2 separate regions of the Homo sapiens genome follow, and region 1 is linked to region 2. The links are chromatin contacts, found by Hi-C or POLR2A ChIA-PET in ENCODE. All regions are on one chromosome and are shown on one strand. Each heading gives the region's core, a stretch centred on a gene start or an enhancer-like site at or near the end of the contact. The rest is flanking DNA. Distances are from core to core; before and after follow the strand shown. Region 1 has its middle 100 kb from the start of PIAS1. Region 2 has its middle 57 kb from the start of PIAS1.

What was found. Hi-C counts contacts between places; a loop is a spot of excess contacts on that map. ChIA-PET counts read pairs that join two places held with the same protein, here RNA polymerase II (POLR2A). Pooled maps may share reads with other maps.
Region 1: POLR2A ChIA-PET joins it to region 2 with 30 read pairs in MCF 10A. The contact joins two enhancer-like sites. A Hi-C loop is called at or near these places in 1 of 50 pooled maps. POLR2A ChIA-PET finds 5 or more read pairs at or near these places in 8 of 52 experiments (BJ, GM12878, MCF 10A and 5 more).

The regions. Positions count from the first base shown.
Region 1 is chr15:67,950,643-67,957,412 of GRCh38, reverse strand. No RefSeq gene overlaps it. Among named protein-coding and RNA genes, the nearest start is that of PIAS1, 100 kb to the left of the region's middle. RefSeq lists an enhancer at 2,285-2,364. Within about 2 kb of position 2,537, at least 4 of the 41 ENCODE cell types and tissues checked have a DNase peak (open chromatin) inside an H3K27ac peak, as active enhancers do.
Region 2 is chr15:67,994,220-68,000,942 of GRCh38, reverse strand. No RefSeq gene overlaps it. Among named protein-coding and RNA genes, the nearest start is that of PIAS1, 57 kb to the left of the region's middle. Within about 2 kb of position 1,947, at least 3 of the 41 ENCODE cell types and tissues checked have a DNase peak (open chromatin) inside an H3K27ac peak, as active enhancers do.

The DNA of each region.
Region 1 (6,770 bases), core at 1,288-3,787, 44 kb after region 2:
CCCTCTCCCACTGGTCTTACTGCTCTCTTTTTGAGATGGAGTCTTGCTCTTGTCTCCCAGGCTGGAGTGCAATGGCGAGATCTTGGCTCATTGCAAACTCCGCCTCCGAGGTTCAAGTGATTCTCCTGCCTCAGCCTCCCGAGTAGCTGGAATTACAGGCATGCGCCATCACACCCAACAAATTTTGTGTTTTTAGTAGAGATGGGGTTTCACCATGTTGGCCAGGCTGGTCTCAAATTCCTGATCTCAAGTGGTCCGCCAACCTCAGCCTCCCAAAGTGCTGGGGTTACAGGTGTGAGCCATGGCGCCTGGCTCTCCCTGCTGTCTTACTCCAGCTATACTCCTTCCACAGACGACTTTGGAGGTCCTGGGTTTTGCTTGGAGGTTCTGGGTTTTGCTCTCAGGAGGGAAACAAGGTTCCTTTCATATCTGTGATACGTACATTTGCCAGATAATTCAAGTTGGGATATTCTAAACAACCATTTCTTTAGATTTTTCTAAGCTCAATCTTGTATCTATTTGGATTCTCAGAAATCTTTCTGGTTATAGAATGTTTGTTTCTTTTAAAAAATCCAGGATCATTATTAAAAGCAACTAAAACTAGCCATTCTCATTTAGGATCCCTGCAGGGGATCTATACAATTTGAGGTGAGTTTAATACAGGGACTATTTACAAAGTTGTGCAGACAGAGCTTAGGGAGCCCACCAAAGGACACTGACACACCCTGGGGCTAGCAAAAGAGGGGAGCAGTTATCATTCAGAGGCCTGGAGGGGAGAGAGGAGACAGTAGTTACCAGTACCAAGACAGGGTGGCCTGAGGTAGAGGAATGAAGATAAAGCATGGTGACTTGGAAAGGAAGAAACCAAGGAAATACATCCCTTTCCTCTGGCCCTCCTCCTATCTCCTGCCAGTATTTCTCATTTGCCAAACTCTACCGGAAGGCTGAGAACCAGAGAGGCCACTGACATAGTCCATGGAAGTCAGCCCCTCCTGGGGCACAGAGTAGGGTGAGAAAAGATTGGAAATGGACATGGATATGGAGGGGCAAATGGAAGATACCCAAGGCTTCCATTATTAATGAGCATCGACAACAATATTAATCATTTCCATTTAAGTCCCTGCTTTGTGCCCTTCATACCAATCTTGCATTTTACAGATAAGAAAATGATGGTTCACAGGTTAGTGTTCTCGAGTGTCCCTGTAGATTAGAAGTCAAGATAACCCTGCAAGAGGGAAATTAATAAGGATCAAAACAAAAACGGATGATCTCAGCCATCTAGATATGTTAGCTATCTGTTGCTGCTAATGAATTTTCCCCAAATTTAGTAGCATAAAACAATAAACACTTAGTATTTCACACAGTCTCTGTGGGTCAGGAACAGCTTGGCTGGGCGGTTCTAACTCGGTCTCCCATGAGATTTTCAAGAAGTTGACCAGGTCTGCAATCGTCCGAATGCTGGATGAGGCCTGGAGAATCCACTTCCTAGGTGGCTCTTGCACCTGGCACCATGATTTGAATATCTGTCTTTAAATTTAACTGACATTGTCATAGTATTAAGAGGTGGAACATTAAGAGGTTATTAGGTCGTAATGGCTCTGCCCTCAGAGGTGGGATTGATACTGTTACAAAAGGATGAGTTCATCCCCTCTTTTTCTCTCTCTTTGCCTTGCTGCCATGTGATGACACAGCAAGAAGGCCCTTGCCAGATGCCGCTGTCTTAATCTTGGACTTCCTAGTGTGTAGAACTGTGAAGAAATAAATTACTGCTCTTTATAAATTACCCGGTCTCAGGTATTCTGTTAGAGCAGCACAAAATGCATGAAGACACTCACCCTGCAAGTTAGTGCTGGGTTTTAGCAGGAAACCTCAGTTCCCACCACGTGGACCTCTCCACAGGACTAGTTGAGTGTCTTCATGAAATGGCAGTTGGCCTACCCTGAATGAATAATTCAAGAAAGCCAGACAGGGAGGAAGCCACATTCCCTTTTAAGACCTAATCACAGAAGCTGCACGCACTGTTACTTCTGCCACATGCTATTCATTACAAGTACGTCACAAAGTCCGGTCCACCCTCAACAGGAAGGGAATTAAGTTCCATCTTTTTTTCTTTTTAAGAGACAAGGTCTCGCTCTGTGGCCCAGGCTGGAGTGCAGTGGCATGATCATAGCTTACTGCAGACTTGAACTCCTGGACTCAAGTGATCCTCCTGCCTCAGTCTCCTGAGTAGCTAGGACTACAGGTACATGCCACCATGCTCAGCTAATTTCATCACTTGAAGAGCAGAGTAGTAAAGAATTTTTAGGCGTATTTTAAAACCACCATATGTCACAATAGCAATATTGAAGACATTGTGGTTATATAACTGAAGAATTTGGGGAGGACTTGAAACTGCACTGAAACATGACCATCACCAAACAAGGTGAAACCTCCCGAGCACACTGTGTACTGCCTGAAGAAAGAGCTGGCAGAAGAGGAATAGTTTCCCAGGCATCTGTGCAAAGATGGCCCAGGGGAAAATGCTGCACAGGAAATGGTGATCCTAGTGAACACAAGCTTTCCGATAAAAGGAGAGGCATACTTGGTTTAGGAACAGGAACCTGTCATGTCTGGATGAAATATGTGTCAGAATTATCCATTTCCCCTGGGCAAGGCTTACCTTCTGGGAAGGCAATGTCTTAGGCAGCAGACACGAGGATTTCACTAAATCTAAAGAACTACCTCCATTTAATATCAAGTAATTGCTCATTTTTGATGCCCAATAGTGTCTTATGAGTGTGGCTAATGTGACATCAGCCTGAACATTTCCAGATTTGCATAGCTAAGGACTGAGTAGATCCACGGAAGTAGAAATCCCACCCTGGTATGGCCTGCCTGCAGAGCAATCACTGCCTCAGGTCACAGCCTTATCTTACCATGCCTTTTGTTAGTGCAGAACCTATTCCACAAAAACTCATGTGATGATAGGGCACTGTTTATGACAGCAAAATAGTGCAAACAACTCAAATGTCTCCAGGAAGGGATTGGTAGAATAAACTGTTACACAGTGGAGTATTATATGGCTGTAAAAAAGGAGGAGGAAGATGTTTATAACCAGTGCTTTCTGAAAGAAATTTCTGTGATAATGGACATATTCTATTCTTGGACAAATGGTAGCCATCAGCCGCATGTGGTTATTGACTGCTTGAAATGTGAATAGTTCAGCTAAGGAACTAATCTTGTTTTTTTTTAAGACAGAGTCTCACTCTGTCACCCAGGCTGGAGTGCAGTGGTGCTATCTTGGCTCACGGCAACTGCTGCCTCCTGGGTTCAAGCCATTCTTGTGCCTCAGCCTCCCCAGTCGCTGGGATTATAGGTTCGTGCCACCACACTTGGCTAATTTTTGTATTTTTAGTAGAGACGGGGTTTTGCCATGTTGGCCAGGCTGGTCTCCAACTCCTGGCCTCAAGTGATCCACCTGCCTCAGCCTCCCACAGTGCTGGGATTACAGGCGTGAGCCACTGCACCCAGCTAAATTTTAATTGTATTTAATTTTTGCTTAATAGCCATATATGGGTAGTGACTATTTTATTGGACAGCACTGCTTAATACAGATCTCCAGGATAGATTGTTAAGTGAAAACACAATATACAGGAAGTGTAGACCAGTGTATATAGGATGTTACTTTCTGTGAATGAAAGGAAGAGAAAAACATATGCATTACTTATATTTGTGGAAGTTGCATAAAAACACTGAAAGGATAAATTTAAATGGTTGCCTCTTCGACAAGAACAGGATGGAATGAAAGTGAGACTTTGCAGTGTGTGTGGTTTTTTTTTTTATTTTAATTTCCCTTTTCATTTTTTTTTTTTCTTTTTGAGACAGGGTCTTGCTTAGTCACTCAGGCTGGAGTGCAGTGGTGCAGTCACAGCTCACTGCAGCCTCAACCTCCCAGGCTCCTCTGGCCTCAGCTCCTGAGTAGCTGGTGACATATGCACCACCATGCCTGGCTAAGTTTTGTATTTTTTTTTGTAGAGATGGAGTTTTCACCATGTTGCCCAGGGTGGTCTTGAACTCCTGGGCTCAAGTGATTCTCCCGCCTTGGCCTCCCAAAATGCTGCAATTACAGGTGTGAGCCACCATGCCCAGTTCTAGATTCTTTAAATTGTGCTAAAAATAAATAAATAAATAAATAAATAAATAAAAATAACATAAAATTTACCATCTTAACCATTTTATAAAATTAATAAACTTTACTTTTTAGGACAGTTTTGGGTTCACAAAAAAACTGAGTAGAAAGTACAGAGAGTTCCCATCCCCACTCCTGTCCCCACGTACGCACAGCCTTCCACTATCAACATCCCATACCACAATGGTACCTTTGTTACAAGCAGTGAACCTTCATGGGTACAGCATTATTACCCAAAGTTCATAGTTTACATTAGGATTCACTCTTGGTGGTATACATTCTATGGATTTTGACATACATATAATGACATGTATCTACCATTGTATACATGTATAATGACGTATGTATAATGACATGCATCACACAGAATAGTTTCACTGACCTAAAAATCCTTCATGCTCTGCCTATTCATACCTCTCTCCCTTCTAACCCCTGGCAGCCACTAATCTTTTTACTGTCTCCATAGTTTTGGCTTTTCCAGAATGCTCTATAGCTGGTATTATACAGTCTGCAACATTTTCACATTGGAAAATGCATTAGTAATATGCATTTAAATTTCCTCTATGTCTTTTCATGGCATGATAGCTCATTTCTTTTTAGTGTTGAATCACTTGACATTGTCTGCATATACCAAAGTTTATTTATCCATTTGCCTATGAAAGGACATATTGATTGCTTCCAAGTTTTAGCAATTATTAATAAAGCTGCCGACTACTATAAACATCTGTTGCAGGTTTTTGTGTGGATGTAAGTTTTCAAATCATTTGGGTAAATAACAAGAAGTGTAATTGATTGATTATACGGTAAGAGTATATATAGTTTTGTGAGAAACTGTCAAAAAGTCTTCCAAAGTGGCTGTACCATTTTGTATTCCCACCAGCAATGAATGAGAGTTCCTGCTGTTCCAGACCCTCATCAGCTTTTGGTGTTGTCAGTATTTTGGATTTTGGACATTCTAATAGGTATGTAATGGTATCTCATTGTTATTTTAATTTGTAATTTCCTAATGATGTATGATGCTTAATATATTTTCATGTGCTTTTACTTGCCATCTGTAGATCTTCTTTGGTGAGATATCTTTCAGGTCTTTGTCTATTTTTTAATCAAGTTGTTTGTTTCCTTGTTGAGTTCTAAGAGTTCTTTGTATATTTTGGGTAACAGTCCTTTATCAGTTATATCTTTTGCATATATTTTCTCCCTGTCTATGGTTGTATTCTCATTCTTTTGACATTGTCTTTTGCTGAGCAGTTCTAAACTTTAATGAAATCCAGCAAATCAATTATTTATTTCATGGATTGTGCCTTTGGTGTTGTATCTAAAAAGTCATGACCATAGCCCAGGCCACCTAGGTTTTCTCCTATGTTATCTTCTAGGAGTAGTGTAGTTTTACATTTCACATTTTACATTTCAGTCTATGATCTATTTTGAATTAATTTTGGGGAAGAGTGTAAAGTCTGTTTCTAGATTCATTTTCTGCATGTGGATGTCCAGTTGTTCCAGTACCATTTTTTGAAAAAATTAGCCATTTTTAGGTGTCTAGTTCAGTAATGTTAAGTATAGTCACATTATTGTGAAACAGATCTTCTGAACTTTTTCATCTTGCAAATCTGAAATTCTATACCCATTTCTATTAGTCCATTTTCACACTGCAGATAAAGACATACCTGAGACTGGGTAATTTATAAAGAAAAAGAGGTTTAATGGACTCACAGATCCACGTGGCTGGGGAAGCCTCTCAATCATGGCAGAAAGTGAAAGGCATGTCTTACATGACTGCAGACAAGAGAGAATTTGTGCAGGGAAACTCCCCTTTATAAAACCATCAGATCTCCTGAGACTTATTCACTATCACAGGAATAGCACGGGAAAGACCCACACTCCTCATGATTCAATTACCTCCCACAGGGTCCCTCCCATGAGACGTGGGAATTGTGGGAGCTACAATCCAAGATGAGATTTGGGTAGGGACACAGCCAAACCATATCACCATTAAACAACCCCTCCCCTTTTCCCCCTCCCCTAAGTCCTTGGTAACCACCATTCTACTTGTTATTTCTATAAATTTGACTAAGTATCTCATATAGGCCAGGCATGGTGGCTCATGCCTGTAATCCCAGCACTTTGGGAGGCCAAGGTGGGAGGAATCACTTGAGGCCAGGACTTTGAGACAAGCCTGAGCAACCTAGCAAGATTCCATCTCTACAAAAATTTTAAAAATTAGCTGGAAGTGGTGGTGCACACCTGTAATCGCTGTACTTCGGGAGGCCAAGATGAGAGGATTGCTTGAATCCAGGAGTTTGACACCAGCCTGGGCAAGATGGTGAGAGCCCATCTCTTAAAAAAAAGAAAAGGGATAGATCATAGATTTTGCTCTCTTTTTGGGTACTCATTGACTTCCTGCTAGTAGATAGTCATAGATATGTAAATCACTGTTTTTCTTTTTCACCTCAGTTGCCTGAAAGCACAGAGTTAAACGTAGTGCTTAGCTACATGTCTTCCATTCATCTAGATTTTTAGTATAACCCTCCTTACCTGCTTTTGTTAATTTGTCTATGTTCCCGAATTTCATTTTAAGCTCACTCTAATGCTTTTTGAGGCAAAA
Region 2 (6,723 bases), core at 698-3,197:
TTGCACATCAAGGTGCTCAATAATATTTGTTAAATGAACTAAGCCTTTACTCTTCTGGTGGGTCCTATCAGGGCTGCCCTGGCTCATCATTCTTGGCTTGGTTCTTTTTCTTAAGCTTTGAACTTTGGCTAGATCTGAACTAATGGTGTCCTTTTACCACATCTGATCTCCCTGTGGGAAGTCACAAGCACTCTGGAGAGTGCTTGACCCATCCAAAGAAAGTAGCTTGTGGTCAGCTCCATCCAAATGTCAAAAGCCAGAATCTTCCGATTTTCAAGAGAATCCCCAAATTGGGGTTTTAATGAATAGCTTTTGATATTTAAATGCTTGCAACAGATTTCTTTTTCTTTTTCTTGAGTTGGAGTCTCACTGAGTCACCCAGGCTGGAGTGCAGTGGCGAGATCTTGGCTCACTGCAACCTCCACCTCCCAGATTCAAACAATTCTCCTGCCTCAGCCTTCCGAGTAACTGGGATTACAGGCGTGCACCACCATGCCCTGCTAATTTTTGTGTTTTTAGTGGAGACGAGGCTTCACCACATTAATCAGGCTGGTCTCAAACTCCTGACTTTAAGTAATCCCCCCAGCTCAGCGTCCCAAAGTGCTGGTATTACAGGCATGAGCCACTGTGCCCGCAGATTACTTTTTTTTTTTTTAACATCATATAGGACTAATTGGAAGTGTCTAACTCTGGCTTTGGCCAGTGGGCAGCCAGTTTGCAGCCTTCACTTAAAGCCAGCCACTATGCGCCCATTTTCACGTGGCCATGGAGGTAATTGCCCTTAGCCTTAAGAAGAAGGCTTTTACACAGGGCTTCTAGGAATCCTCTCCACTGAGGTTACCCCAGGCTAAAGGCTAAGGGAAGGGGAAGAAAGCCAATACTTATAGATACACCCCACAGAATACACCCACAATCTCCCTTGATTCCTACAGCAGCCCTGTGAATTAGGTGTTATCATCACCCCATTTGACAGAGGAGGAGACAGAAGTGCAGAGATATTAGATCATTTGCCAAAATTCCACTTTGCTGCTAAGTTATAGCATTGGGATTTGAGCCCAGGACTGCCTGACTAGTCTATAAATTCTGACTAGACTATAAATTAATAAAGAAAAGGGAGAAATGGTACCTTATTCTCTGTATCCTTCCAAACACAGGACTGGGCATGCACATAGTTAGTGCTCAGTAGGCACTGTTGATTGAAGTTCAATTGATTGACTGAGTAAAGACATGCTTATGGCCATATCTTCTCAACACTTAAACAAGAATTTGAAATTTGGCTTGTCTGTCTATGCCAGATAGACAAACTCCCCCATCGAATAAGAAAAAAAAGCCACACCCATATAAATAAATTGAATTGTCGGAATTGAGTCATTGTTGTGGCATCAAACAGATGTAGAGCAAATATTTAAAAGAGTAGAGTTGTGTGGGCTGGGCACAGTGGCCCATGCTTGTAATCCCAACACTTTGGGAGGCCGAGGAGGGAGGAGTTCAAGAACAGCCTGGACAACATAGTGAGACCACACCTCCATAAAAAAATTGAAAATTTTAGGCTAGGCAGAGTGGCTCATGCCTATAATCCCAGCACTTTGGCAGGCTGAGGTGGGAGGATCACTTGAGCCCAGTTCAAGGCCAGCATGGGCACCATAAGGAGACCCTTTATCTTGGAAAAACAAACAGAAAGAAAATAAAAGAATAGAATTGTGATTTCCTACCAGCTTTCTATAATCTGTTCCTATTTTCCCAATTCCTCATTCCTCCAAAAGAACATTTTTCACAGTTAAAAAATAATCTCCAATTATTCTTTCATGAGCACGTCCTGAGTGGGATTCCATAGCTTATAAACTTTCAGTTAGTGTGAGTGGCTGATGATGATGACAATGATGCCTCAACTATGCACAGTGATTAATATCTCAATGTCAGTATTTCACAATATGGAGCTCAAGTTACAGTCTTAAACCAGGGGAAAAACATGAGAGGTATTTTTAGTGAAAATCCTTGTTGAAAGACTCCCCACCTATAGAAACATACAGAATAGCTGCAGGGGAGTAGATCATCGTTTTCCTAAAATTTTGGCAAGAAACTGTGAGGAGTCCTGATAAGGCTGGCAACACGGAAGAATATTTTTTCCTCTTGGTGGCACCCAGCCAGCTCCTGGCAGCCCTGTGCCAGCTTCCCAGAGCTGCAAATGGCTTGGAGCAATTTTATCTTGACTTTATTATCCTAACTCACAACCTATAGAAGCAATAAAAGAGAAAACACGACGGAGGAAATGTGAAGCAGTAGCAATGGGCCATGACCAATTTAAGATGAAGTTCAAAATGCACAACCGAGCTACAGACTTAGTCCAAATTTGAACTTAGTAGGTACTAAGGTGGATAAGCCCCCCAAAATGTAGTGGCGTTAGAAAAATACAAGGAAAAGAACTATAATATTCCTTGGACTCCACGTGGGGCCAGACAGGCAGAGATTCTTTTTCCTCCCTCTTGGGAGACTTGAAATGGAAGTCATGGATGATAAAAATGATTTTCTATGTAATTCATAGGGCTATAATATCATCTGTAGCATTACAAGTGATTGTAATACTACAGACACTGATCATCATTGATTCATGCATTAATTTATGAAATATGTTATGACATCCACTCTGCCCTTAAATAGCTCACAGTCCAGGGAGGGGCTTAGTCATGAAAACAAATAGTTAGAAGACAAAATGATAAGTTAGGTCAGGCATGATGACTCATGCCTATAATCCCAGCCCTTTGGGAGGCCAAGGCAGGTGGATCACTTGAGCCCAGGAGTTCAAGACCAGCCTGGACAACATAGTGAGACCTTGCCTCTACAAAAAATAAAAATACATTAGCCGAGTATGGTGGCACACACCTGTGGTCCCAGCTACTGGGAAGGCTAAGGCAGAAGGATTACTGAAGCCCAGAAAATTGAACCTACAGTGAGCTGTGATCATGCTACTGTACCCCAGCATGGGCAACACAGCGAGACCCTGTCTCAAAAAACAAACAAGCAAAACCCAAAATAAGTTATACAACAAAAAGATGGGATGCAGAGAGGAAAGAGTCTGATTTATCCCTTGAGGATAGCAAGCTGGGTGAAAACCTGAGATTCTGGGGCTGAGACAGGGAATTCTTCTTCATAGAGAGTTGGGCCACTAGAACCAGAAGTTTGAACCATGTCCAGGATCCATGCAGAAAATTAAAGTCAAAGGCAGAAGGAAAGTCCTAGGGCAGGAGGACAAGACAAATGGTTCAGAGGCAGCTTGCATTGCTGGAGCACAGAGCTCCAAATCCTGGAACCAAGGAGACCAGATTGATCACAAAAAGGTAGAGTCAGCATCAATTGCCTGAGTAATTCCCTCAGTCCCAGCAGCCCTGTCACTTCTTTGGGCCCCACCTCATGATCAAGCAACCAATGAGTTAAGATGGCCCAACAGGGGCCCCAGGACCACACTTCATGCCAGGCCTGCTTCTGTGTGGATTGCTTCTACATGCTGGTCAGGGGAGTGATGTGAGAGTAGATCAGCTAGCTTGGAGGGCTAAGGATGCAATGAAGGCAGAGCCTTGCCCTTGCTCTTGGGGGGAAAGGGGGATGTTTTCTCAGAGACACTGATAAACAGGCAGGTGTTCATCTGGTAGAAATAGGAAGTGAGGGAGTGGCATGTGTAAAGGCAGGAAGCGTGTGACAGGCTGGGCAATGGGCTGGAGGGGTCATGGCTACCCATGAGCATCAGCCAGTTGAGTTGAGCTATTTGGGGGACCCTTGGGTATGGCCTTGGTTACAGGTATAGGACTTTATCCCATAGACAAAGAGAAGGAAGATGTTCTCTTCAATTAAGAAGTGGTTCTGGGCCGGGCACGGTGGCTCATGCCTGTAATCCCAGCACTTTGGGAGGCCAAGGCAGGCGGATCATGAGGTCAAGAGATCGAGACAATCCCGGCCAACACGGTGAAACCCCGTCTCTACTAAAAATACAAAAATTAGCTGGGCATGGTTGTGTGTGTCTGTAATCCCAACTACTCAGGAGGCTGAGGCAGGAGAATTGCTTGAACCTGGGAAGCGGAGGTTGCAATGAGCCAAGATCGCACCACTGCCCTCTAGCCTGGCGACAGAGCAAGACTTTGTCTCAAAAAAAAAAAAAAAAAAAAAATTAAAAAGAAAGAAAGAAGTGGTTCTGAATCCTCAGGTGCCCAGGAGCTCTCATTGCCCTGCTAGATAGGCCTGAAACCTGGCAGTCACCATGCTCTTCTCCGTGTCCCAGAGAACAAGCCACCAGGAAATAGAAGGGAGTTGTTTGCTGCCATTTCACTGCCTCTGCGCTGAGTAGGGATGCAGATAGATGTTCCAGCTACAGGGCAGCTTTGAGAGAGTGCCCAGAGGGCTGCAGACATCAGCAGCACCCCATGACCACACCAAAGAGGCCTCAGGAGAGAAAGCAGTTCCACTGTCCCTAATCCTAGGACACAGCCATTTCTCTAGGCCTTGACCTGTGACCTCCCAGACTCCCAAGAGGCCCACAGTCTGTGACTGATCAAGAGGTAGTTTCACATTTGTCCTTTGTGGCAAATAATACATCCTCATATTAAAAGAAAGCTAGCTTACTAGGGATACAGCTCATTTGTCCCTGGTCTGGCCCTTGGGGAAAGAGCTTGATTGTATCCAAAGCATAAGCATCGTCTAAAAATCCAACAGACTTTCTTTCCTTCCCATCAATGTATAAATTCACCTGAAACACTGCTTTAGAACGGTCAAACCTTCAGGGCTTCCAGAGGACTACTCCACCCAGCCTCAAGACAGCCCTGTGAGGGGGGGAAAATGAGGCGCAGCAAGGCCAAGGCCCACTGCTCATGAAGCTGAGCTTCAAACCCAGACCTGCCAGACACCCAGTCCATGCATTTCCCACAGGCCCACAGGGTTGCTCCTCCTAAACGGGCGGAGAAGCAAAGGCTGCTCTTTCCAAGGCTCTGTGGGTCCAGCAGAACATTTGCTTGTCAGGTCAGGTGAGTTTATTCATCTTATAATTTAAACCAGACTGGGCCTTAAAGACAACACCTCATGAGGTTGAAAAGTATGTGGGGAGGGAGGGTTCATAATAATATTTTGCATTAATAGGGGTCTCTGTTTTCCCAAGCATTTTACAGTTCCCACTGAACTGGGTCTTCCAGCCCTCCTGTGAGAGAGTCAGAGCATTTCTTACCTCCAGCTCCTTCAGAGGATTAGGGCAGAGGGCAGCCAGCCTGCTTCACCTGAGCTGGCCCAAACCTCAGCTGCTTCCCCTTAAGGGGTTCCAGTCCCTCAGTGTCACTACCAGCAAGGAGGTTTGAACGGCAGGGTCTCTTCAACACCACATGCTCCCCCTGATGGCTTGCGAGGACCATCTGAGTCCTCACTCCTGATCCTGTTGGGAGCAAGTGCCTTTTCTCACAGGAGGGAGAGGCCACTCTCCTCCTCTGCCTGACCTCTTTATCTCCACAGCAATGTCATATGAGGCGAAACTAGGAGGATAAGATATCTAGGGGAATCTCTGTGTAGTAGTGGGAAACATTTTAAGCTTGCGTGCTATATAATTTTTCATAGTTTGACGGAGCACATCAATAAGTTAAACCCTCCCCAGGGCTGCCATGTTGCACAACTCAGTCCTACCTGGGGCCCTACCAGTCTCTAATCCTGTGCCCCAGCCTCAGGCTTCTCTGAGAAAGCTTCCTCCTTTGTGCTTCTGCCTTACAGATCTGACTTGCACATCTTTTTACTCTGGCTTGCAAATCTTCTCCCACTTTTCAGGAAATCTCACCTTCAAAGTCTAGGGCTTGATCTTACCCCAAAGCATCTCCTTCTCCTCAATACCATTCTTTAAGTCTGAGTTATTGAGTCTGGGATGATATCCAGGGTCAGCAGGACTGATCACAGTCAGCAGAGGCACACTGTTCCATAAAACAGAACTACCATCCGGAGGATCAGGTATGCTTCTTTATTTTTCTGATTAACCAGGGCATAACTTTTATTTTATTTTATTTTACTTTGAGATGGAGTCTTGCTCTGTCACCCAGTCTGGAGTGTAGTGACACAATCACAGCTCACTGCAAGCGCTGCCTCCCGAGTTCAAGTGATTCTCCTGCCTCAGCCTCCCAAGTAGCTGCGATTACAGGTGTGTGCCAGCACACCTGGCTAATTTTTGTATTTTTAGTAGAGACAGGGTTTCATCATGTTGGCCAGACTAGTCTTGAACTCCTGACCTCAAGTGATCTGCTTGCCTCGGCCTCCCAAAGTGCTGGGATTACAGGTGTGAGCCACCACGCCCGGCCACCAGTGCATAACTTTTATTAGGTTGGTGCAAAAGTAATTTCAGTTTTTGCCATTAAGTAATGGATAAATTAGATAGATTGGATACACACATATCTGTAATGTTTTCAGTCTAAAGTCCTAAAACCAAACGAAGCCTGCAAACATCTTCTATTTGGCCAGTATTATGAGTTTTTTTTTGTTTTTGGTTTTGGTTTTGTTTTTTTTGAGACTGAGTCTTGCTCTGTCGCCCAGGCCGGAGTGCAGTGGCGTGATCTCGGCTCACTGCAAGCTCCACCTCCTGGGTTCATGCCATTCTCCTGCCTCAGCCTCCTGAGTAGCTGGGACTACAGGTGCCCGCCACCACGGCCCGGCTAATTTTTTTGTATTTTTAGTAGAGACGGGGTTTCACCGTGTTAGCCGGGATGGTCTCGA